3 separate regions of the Homo sapiens genome follow, and all the other regions are linked to region 1. A link is a loop called in an ENCODE intact Hi-C map of the cell type or tissue named here. Cell type or tissue: IMR-90. All regions are shown on one strand.

Region 1 (2,500 bases):
AGATTGCTTTTCTGGGTTCCTAGCTGGGTTCTGGGACCATGGCGGGGAGGTGTCCTGACTTTTGGATAATTCAGACATGGCTATAGGAGACAATTTCAGACAGGCACGTGACACTTTTATCCCTAAGCAGAGTTGGAATGAATAGGTAAGAGTCACAAAGATTGCCAAGGAAGGTCAATCATTTTTACTAGGTTTCTCTTTATCACATTAGGTATGTCTTAGAAAAGGTAAGACAGACTTATGTTAAAGGAAAACTGGGCACTGTGAGACTCATGAAAAATATTCTTGGAACTTTGTGATCCCAGGGCTATTTCATTCAAATGTTCATTGATTCGTTCATGCCTGCATGCTTTACTCTTTTATCAGAAAGGTCGTCCTCTAGGCAGCTGCTTACCTTCTGTAGGATGATGTGAGCTTGTGTTTCCTGCAAGTCCAATCTTTTGGGATGAGGACCCTTTCTCCTTGCATCTTTCTTGAGAAGTTCTTGTAACTGTATATCTTTTCAATTCAATTTCCAAAATTTGTCGGGCTTTAATTGGAGACATTATAATGATATTGTGAAGGAGGAAAATAAATGTATAATTTAGATGTCATGAGGGTTGCTTATAATTTATTATAAACTTTGTCATCTTCGGTCTAGAACAGCTGCAGAGAGGGCTGCTTTTTTTAACTGATGAAAGAATGTTTTGACTTTCATATTTCATAGAATCAAGAACAAATTTAACTTAAATCCACAAATAATATTTGTAATGCTACTTAATACCATTATTGTTCATTTAAACCTCCTTTCTCTTGGACTCCCCTTTACCAGAATGCTTATAGGAAAAAATGCTGTAAGTTTTTGAGTTTCTTTTTTGTTTTTTCCTCATCAGGAATCCCCTCCAAAGAGAGGCAATTTAAGAAAGAAGGAACAGCTGGGTGCTGCAGTGGCTCACACCTATAATTTCAGCACTTTGGGAGGCAAAGGCAGGAGGATTGCTTGAGGCCAGGAGTTCAAGACAGGCCTGGTCAACATAGTGAGACCCTGCCTTTACAAAAAAAATTTTAAAAAATTAGCCACGTGTAGTGGCTTAAGCCTGTAGTCCCAGCTGTTCCGGAGGCTGAGGCGGGAGAATTGCTTGACCCCAGGAGTTCAAGGCTGCAGTAAGCAGTGGTCACGCTGCTGCACTTACCTTGGGTGACAGAGTGAGACCCTGTCTAAAAAAAGGAAAGGAAGAAAGAAGATTCTCCTAGCCTGGTCCTGAACAGCTAGAAACACTTGTCTTGCCTCCCACACTGAGACATTGTTCACCTAGGTGGAAAGGGCTTATAGATTTCTGGTGGCAGAAATCTGTCCACTCACCACATGAGGGTTGCCTTTAAGCACTGACGTGGCTTAAACTGCATTTGACCTGGTGCTTCGGATTCAAGCCAGTATGACTCATTATTTCAGATGTTTGGTTTGTGCTGTTATAGTTGAAGCAATCTGTAAGGAAAATAGAAAAGCCTGTTGTAAAAATATAGTCTGTCTCCAGGAAGGAGAATCCCCACGTCCTGACTGGAGGCGGGATGTCTGCACATGGCTTGTCTAACTTGTTATTTTACCTTAGTTCCTGGTTTGAAGCAGTCCTGAAAACTGTTCATCAGTGCATGTTGAGATGGCATAGCTGATTATTTTCACATTCTTGAGTGTGAATTCGAAACACACAGGGTACAAAGTTTGCTATCTGGTCCCTGAGAGATAGCTAGGCCAGCCAGGCTGGTCCCCAGACTCTATTCTAAGAGCAAGGAAAGAACACAGTGCTAGCACCCACTCAGAAGGCTAGCCACATCAGATGGTTTCTCTCTGAAGTTGAGATGTGACATGCAATTTATATTCTTTCTTTGGTCGTTGGCGGCTATGTCCATTCTATATGTGATTTAGTAATTAGGGACTGTTTGGCTTTCTAGAATCAAACAAAGACTATTATAAAATGTCAAGTTTTTTTACCTTCAACTTTTGCACTGTGTTTTCAAGTAAAACATTCTGCTAACTTGTAAGTTTGTCCCTTTTCTCTTTCTTGTGTCTTGGTTCTTATCCCAGGGGAACACTTAGGAAAAATTATAGAATCCCTACCCAAACAGTGTAGTGAAGGAACTGTTCATGATTTGTAGGGCTCTGGCTATGAACTGACTGCTGTGTGCCAGTTTAAGCTTATAGCCACTATTACTTTATTACAGGATTTTGATTAATTTGTTAGATGGTGGCTGTGTGTCAGCTGCTTGTTTTTAGAGCTTTCACCTGGGTGAATAATAGCTTCTATCTATTATGTATGTGCTAGAAACTTGATTTAACCCTTACAGATACATTAGACAGCGTATATTACAGATACAGTGAATAGCTAATAGTTAATTAATGTGTCCAAGGCCACACAGTTAGCTGACATCCTGCCCAAGTTGAGTCGGAGGATGTCTATACAAAGCTATGCTGCCTCTCCCCCTAAAAATAGGGGAACAGAGTTAACATGCTACATAGGGCCGA
Region 2 (2,500 bases), 150 kb before region 1:
TTTTGTAAATGCAGTAAAATGGGTTGTTTTTTGTTTGTTTGTTTCATTTAAAGGCCAGGCTTAATGGCTCACGCTTGCAATCCCAGTGCTTCAGGAGGCTGAGGCGGGAGGGTGGCTTAAGCCCAGGAGTTTGAGGCTACAGTGAGCTATGATGGTGTGACAACACTTCAGCCTGGATGAGAGAGAAAGACCCTGTCTCTAAAAAATATTAAAATAAATAAACTTACATTGGAGGGTTGTTGCAAAGTATGCTAGGGTAGTAAGATAAGCTTTCTAATAAAGAGCCCTAACATGTAGCAAGCTAAGGAGCAAGCAGTTTATTTCTGTCACAAAACCACCCAGGATGGATGCTCTGGAATGGTGAGTGGCTTGGACACCAACTCTGATAAACAACTTGTGTTTTTTGTTTGTTCGTTTGTTTGTTTGTTTTTGAGATGGAGTCTAGCTCTGTTGCCTAGGCTGGAATACAGTGGCGTGATCTCTGCTCACTGCAACCTCCGCCTCCCAGGTTCAAGCAATTCTGCCTCAGCCTCCCGAGTAGCTGGGATTACAGGCGCCTGCCACCACACCCAGCTAATTTTTGTATTTTTAGTAGAGACGGGGTTTCACTGTGTTGGTGAGGCTGGTCTCAAACTCCTCACCTCATTTTCTGCGCACCTTGACCTCCCAAAGTGCTGGGATTACTACAAGCGTAAGCTACGAAGCCTGCCCAACTTGTGTTTTAAGACCACTCCATGTTCCACCAGCTCAGCTAACAGGAAAGGAGGAAGGAACATCAAAGAGGCAGCCTGCTTTCTAAAAGCTCTGGCTGGAGATTGGCAGGCCCTTGCTCAGCTTCCATTGGTGAAAGTGTGGTCACATGTCCTCACCTGGCTTCCAGGGTGACCGAGGAATGCAGTCCCAGGCTGGACAGCCATGTTCCAGCTACGACTCTTGGAAGAGGAGAACAGATTGTGGTGTAGAGCTACTGCATAAGGAGTAAATGAGAGAATGAGGGTAAAGAGCTTAGAATAGTCCCTGAAATGAGGTAGTAATCAAATATCAGCTGTGTTGATATTATGCATTCTCTCATGCAGTAGGAATTAGAAAAGAAAGCTTTTTCTCAAACTAGGCCACACAATGACTCTTTCAAGGAAAAATGTACTGATCTCATGATCGTATTCTGCCAGCTTCCTTGGCAGCTCTGAACGCATTTCTTAGCTCCTTTTCTCTAAAGGTCTCCATTCTTCTGCCCCAAAGAGCTTCTAAAATAATCCCTAGAGTGACAATCTTGAAAGACAGGCCATGGAGCAAGTTCAGCCTCATCTGCTGAAATGCCCCCTTATGAGATGAGCAAGAAGAGAAGACAATTAAAAGATGATAAATGGGCATCAGATTTGCTCCATTTCCCAGCCTAGTTTTGGCCTCACTATGAATTCATGCAGACCAGTGTGGAGACCCTGGGAGTTTTTTTCCTGTTAACCATGGCACTGACTACCTCCCATCCTGCTGGCAGACTTGTGGGGAGGGGGTGTGTGGTGGGCACCTGGCAAAAGAGGAGATCTGAGATTGATTGATGGGAAGCCTTCCAATGCCATAAATAATGCAGCCCTGAGTCCCATTAGCCATGGAAATTCGCAACAAGTAACTAATGAAGTCTTTAATTATGAAGCCTAGCTATTTAGTGTTCCAAGAAGGCACGGTTCCTAATAAATACTCTGGCAGAGGCCATAAGCAGGGGGTGGGCTGTGTTGTGTGGCTGGTCGAGTATATGAGAGACCACCCACAAGGCCGAGATGGCAGAGCAGCTGGAGTGTGGCTTGTTTGTGACCTCAGCAGATGGGCTGCCAAGGAAAAAAAGTTCCCGACTGCCCTTTTCCCTGCCCCTTACCCCGCCCTCTGGACCGCCCAGACGCGTGTGAGGAATTGGGCCATGGCTATGGCCAGCCCACCTGCACGCAGCTCATCCACAAACATTACCTGGCTCCTTAACGACTTGTTTTGAGCATTTCCACCAGTTAATTAATTTGCAGGTTCACCTGTTAGCTGTGAATAGGATGTGATTTCTTCCATCCTGCTTGTTACGGCTTCCAACTGTGACCATGTGCAAGCATTGCTTGGGGAAGAAAAAGTAGGAATGATTCTATCCTCTACATAGATTATGAAAAAAAAAATGGGGAAACCAGGAAGCACTTCTTATAAAAGTGCATTCAAGGTAGAGATGTCCGGTTTGGGGGGGCAAATGGATTCCCTAAGACTGTGTCCACAATACAACATAAAATGGAGGCAATTCTCCAGATCATTTGGGCTGAAATTATTTTACTGAAAGATCCAGAAAGTTGAAGCTGGGTTGCTTTTACATTTATTTTTTGTTTCTAGTCTGACTGGTCCAGAAAATTACCTCAATTTTCCAGCTCACTTCACTTGTCCGGCCAACTTACGGGGAACTCAGTTAATTGCTTTGTTCCTGACAAGGTTCAAATCTCAAGTCCAAGAAATGTGGCTTCTAGAGGCAGCCCTG
Region 3 (2,500 bases), 90 kb after region 1:
GGCATCTGAAAGGGCTGGCTTGCTTTCTCCCGTTGGCCAATCTGTGATAGCCTCTGGTCAGCCCCAGCCTCAGCAAGGACTTGCTGCAGCTGGGAGCATCTGCCTTTTCTCTCCCTATGCCCCCTCTCCCTCAGCCCTGGATCTCTTCAACACTGAAACAAATGGTGAGAAAGGAGGCTGTTGCCAGAGCAACAAAAGGATTCTTTAGAAATACACTCAGGCTGTGTTTGTTCTTACAACTTACATTTTGGCAAAAATGTGACTGGATGAGAAATGATCGTAAGCATATTCTTTTGCTACACCTAATTTTAAGATATAAATAGGCCACAGGCTTGTGTAGCCTTCACTGTCTATAAAAAAACACAGCATAAATAATCAAAATCTTGATATTCTGAGTTTAGAAACTGGGTGTGAAAGAATCTGCTACTTCAATGGAAATCCCAAACTCTGGGCTAACTTAAGCAGTAATGAAATATAATCATTGCCTGTTATGTGAATCCAGATAGCAGGATCTGCCTTCAGGGCACCATTAGGTGGACACCCGGCTGATACTTTCTAAATACTGTGCACATGTCCTTGACATTCAGCACTCACTCAGTAATGAGGGTTCAGGCCTCACCTGAATGTGCCTGTGAAACACGGACCAATTTGCCTCACTTTTCTGAACCATAGTTTTCTCACTTGTAAAATGGGCATAACAATAGGTTTATACCTCAGGACTGTTCTGAGGATTAAGTTAGATAATATATGAGAAAGGCTTAAGCATAGTGCTTAACACACAGTAAATAATAAATGGTAGCTATAGAATCATTATCAAAGTATTTCTGCTTTCTTGGCAAGTTTTAGTATATTATTTGTTTCCCGGATTTGTTGCATTCTACGGAACAGGGATATCTTGTAGCTTTTAGAATTGACCTTACTCTGTTCCAATCAAACACAAATACAGTGTGTAGGGGCCTTCCCTGTCCTTAAGAGCCTGCCTGTGTTGGAGCTCAGGGTGCACAGCAGTCCTGTGGCTTTGGTGTAACCAGGGGTGTCCTCAGATCATTTTTTTAAAAGGCAGGAGAGAGCAGTCAAATTGACAAGAAAACAGAGCTCCTTCCTCCCCCTCCCCTTCCCCTGACACACACATTTTCCATTCCTTCTCTTTCTGGAGGCAGCTTCTAGCCGTTGAGTGTTGATTGCAGGTGGCTTCTGAGATTCTCCTGGCGGAGTAAATCACAGGTTGATTAGTCTTCATGAGGTGAGAACTTGTCCAAGGACTTGGCAGAGGCAGCAACACACATCAGTTTGCATCCCTCTGGGATTCATTACAAAAGCCGGGTGATCAGCCAGCAGGGTTGGCTTTTTGCCAGCTGTCTTCCTTAGGTTGTGACCTGGATGTAATCCATCGTGAAACCATAGAATGCAAAGATCCAGGTTTTCCATGACAACATCAAGCAGTTTGTTTTTGGAAATGCGTGTAGGGCTCTCTTAGAAGTCCATGGAATCCCCAGTGACTCAGGTTTGGGACCGAAGCCATTAAACTGAGCTCAGGATTTGGCTCACTTGTGCTGGCTGGGCCTATTCCACAGGGACTGCCATAAGCATGAGCCACCGGCCAGCTGCCTGCTATCTTCCAGTCTTCCCTTTATGCTGGGCTGGCTCTCACACTCTACTCCCTCCAGCCCTCTGCCTGCATGGGTCTCAGTCCAGCAGGACAGCCTTAGCAAGCTGCCCCACCAGTCTGACCAGATAGATTGCCCTGGGGCTGAACCCTGCCTCTGCAGGGCTGGGGTGAAGGGTGTGTGGTCGTGGGAATGGCGCTGGCAGTGGCGGTGAAGGGCCTGGTGTATGCAGGCTCAGCCTTCTTGGAAGTGAGCAATGATTGAGGGTGAAAGAGGACAACATGAAAAAAAGCAATAAAAGGAAAAGCAGAGACAGACACGTGGGGGTTTTGCCTTTGCTGCTTATATAATTGCTTTTGTCATAAATCTGATGCATGGAAGTATGGGTGGGCATACGAAATGCAGCTGATCACTCTCCAGGATTTGGTATTCTTACTGCTTTTTACACAGGGTAAAAAATCACCTTAAGCATCAAGGTTATGACCATAGCCCAACCCCATGACTGATCTCATGCCCTACTCATTCACTCTCAGGCCCAAAAGACAAGGTCAGCCACTGAGAGGAGAGAAATCAGAACAGGGGCTTGGGAAGCATAGGGAGATGGACGGAGATGCCTGGCACACATGGAGCCCTGCCTCAGAATTTTTCTCCTGAAAAAGTCACCGGGCTTTCTCTGGGGTGGTGTGACCTTGGTTGCCCACCTTCAGAACACCCTCAAAGAGGCATGGGGAGAGTAGAGGGAACAGCCCTTCCTTTTGTTCCTGGTGAGCACAAGGCCCTGAGGACTTCTGGCTGCCAAAGGGAGGCTCTTGGTTTCTGGCTGTCCAGACAGATGATGCTCCACCAGAAGTCAGGTCCAACAGTTCCGTGTCTGAATCAGTTTTAAAATACCA

What was found. A loop is a pair of places that touch in the nucleus more often than their neighbours do. Peaks named below come from ENCODE experiments on the same cell type or tissue, not always from the same donor. Only the 100,000 strongest peaks of a DNase experiment are listed, where the experiment ranks them.
Region 2: it touches region 1 in a loop (16-fold over the local background); 2 of 110 quality-filtered maps call a loop at or near these places.
Region 3: a loop joins it to region 1, with 2.0 times the contacts of the local background. A loop is called at or near these places in 4 of 110 quality-filtered maps.

What each region holds. Positions count from the first base shown.
Region 1 is chr5:78,594,231-78,596,730 of GRCh38, reverse strand. All of the region lies in intron 2 of LHFPL2 (LHFPL tetraspan subfamily member 2), which reads left to right. Among named protein-coding and RNA genes, the nearest start is that of LHFPL2, 53 kb to the left of the region's middle. In IMR-90, a CTCF peak has its summit at 1,361; a DNase peak (open chromatin) is centred at 1,410; H3K27ac peaks cover 1,111 bases.
Region 2 is chr5:78,746,501-78,749,000 of GRCh38, reverse strand. All of the region lies in intron 3 of LOC124900191 (a long non-coding RNA gene), which reads left to right. Among named protein-coding and RNA genes, the nearest start is that of LHFPL2, 99 kb to the right of the region's middle. In IMR-90, no CTCF peak of the experiment used is centred here; a DNase peak (open chromatin) is centred at 1,040; H3K27ac peaks cover 949 bases.
Region 3 is chr5:78,504,081-78,506,580 of GRCh38, reverse strand. All of the region lies in intron 4 of LHFPL2 (LHFPL tetraspan subfamily member 2), which reads left to right. Among named protein-coding and RNA genes, the nearest start is that of LHFPL2, 140 kb to the left of the region's middle. RefSeq lists an enhancer at 1,203-1,711. In IMR-90, no CTCF peak of the experiment used is centred here; a DNase peak (open chromatin) is centred at 1,500; H3K27ac peaks cover 1,072 bases.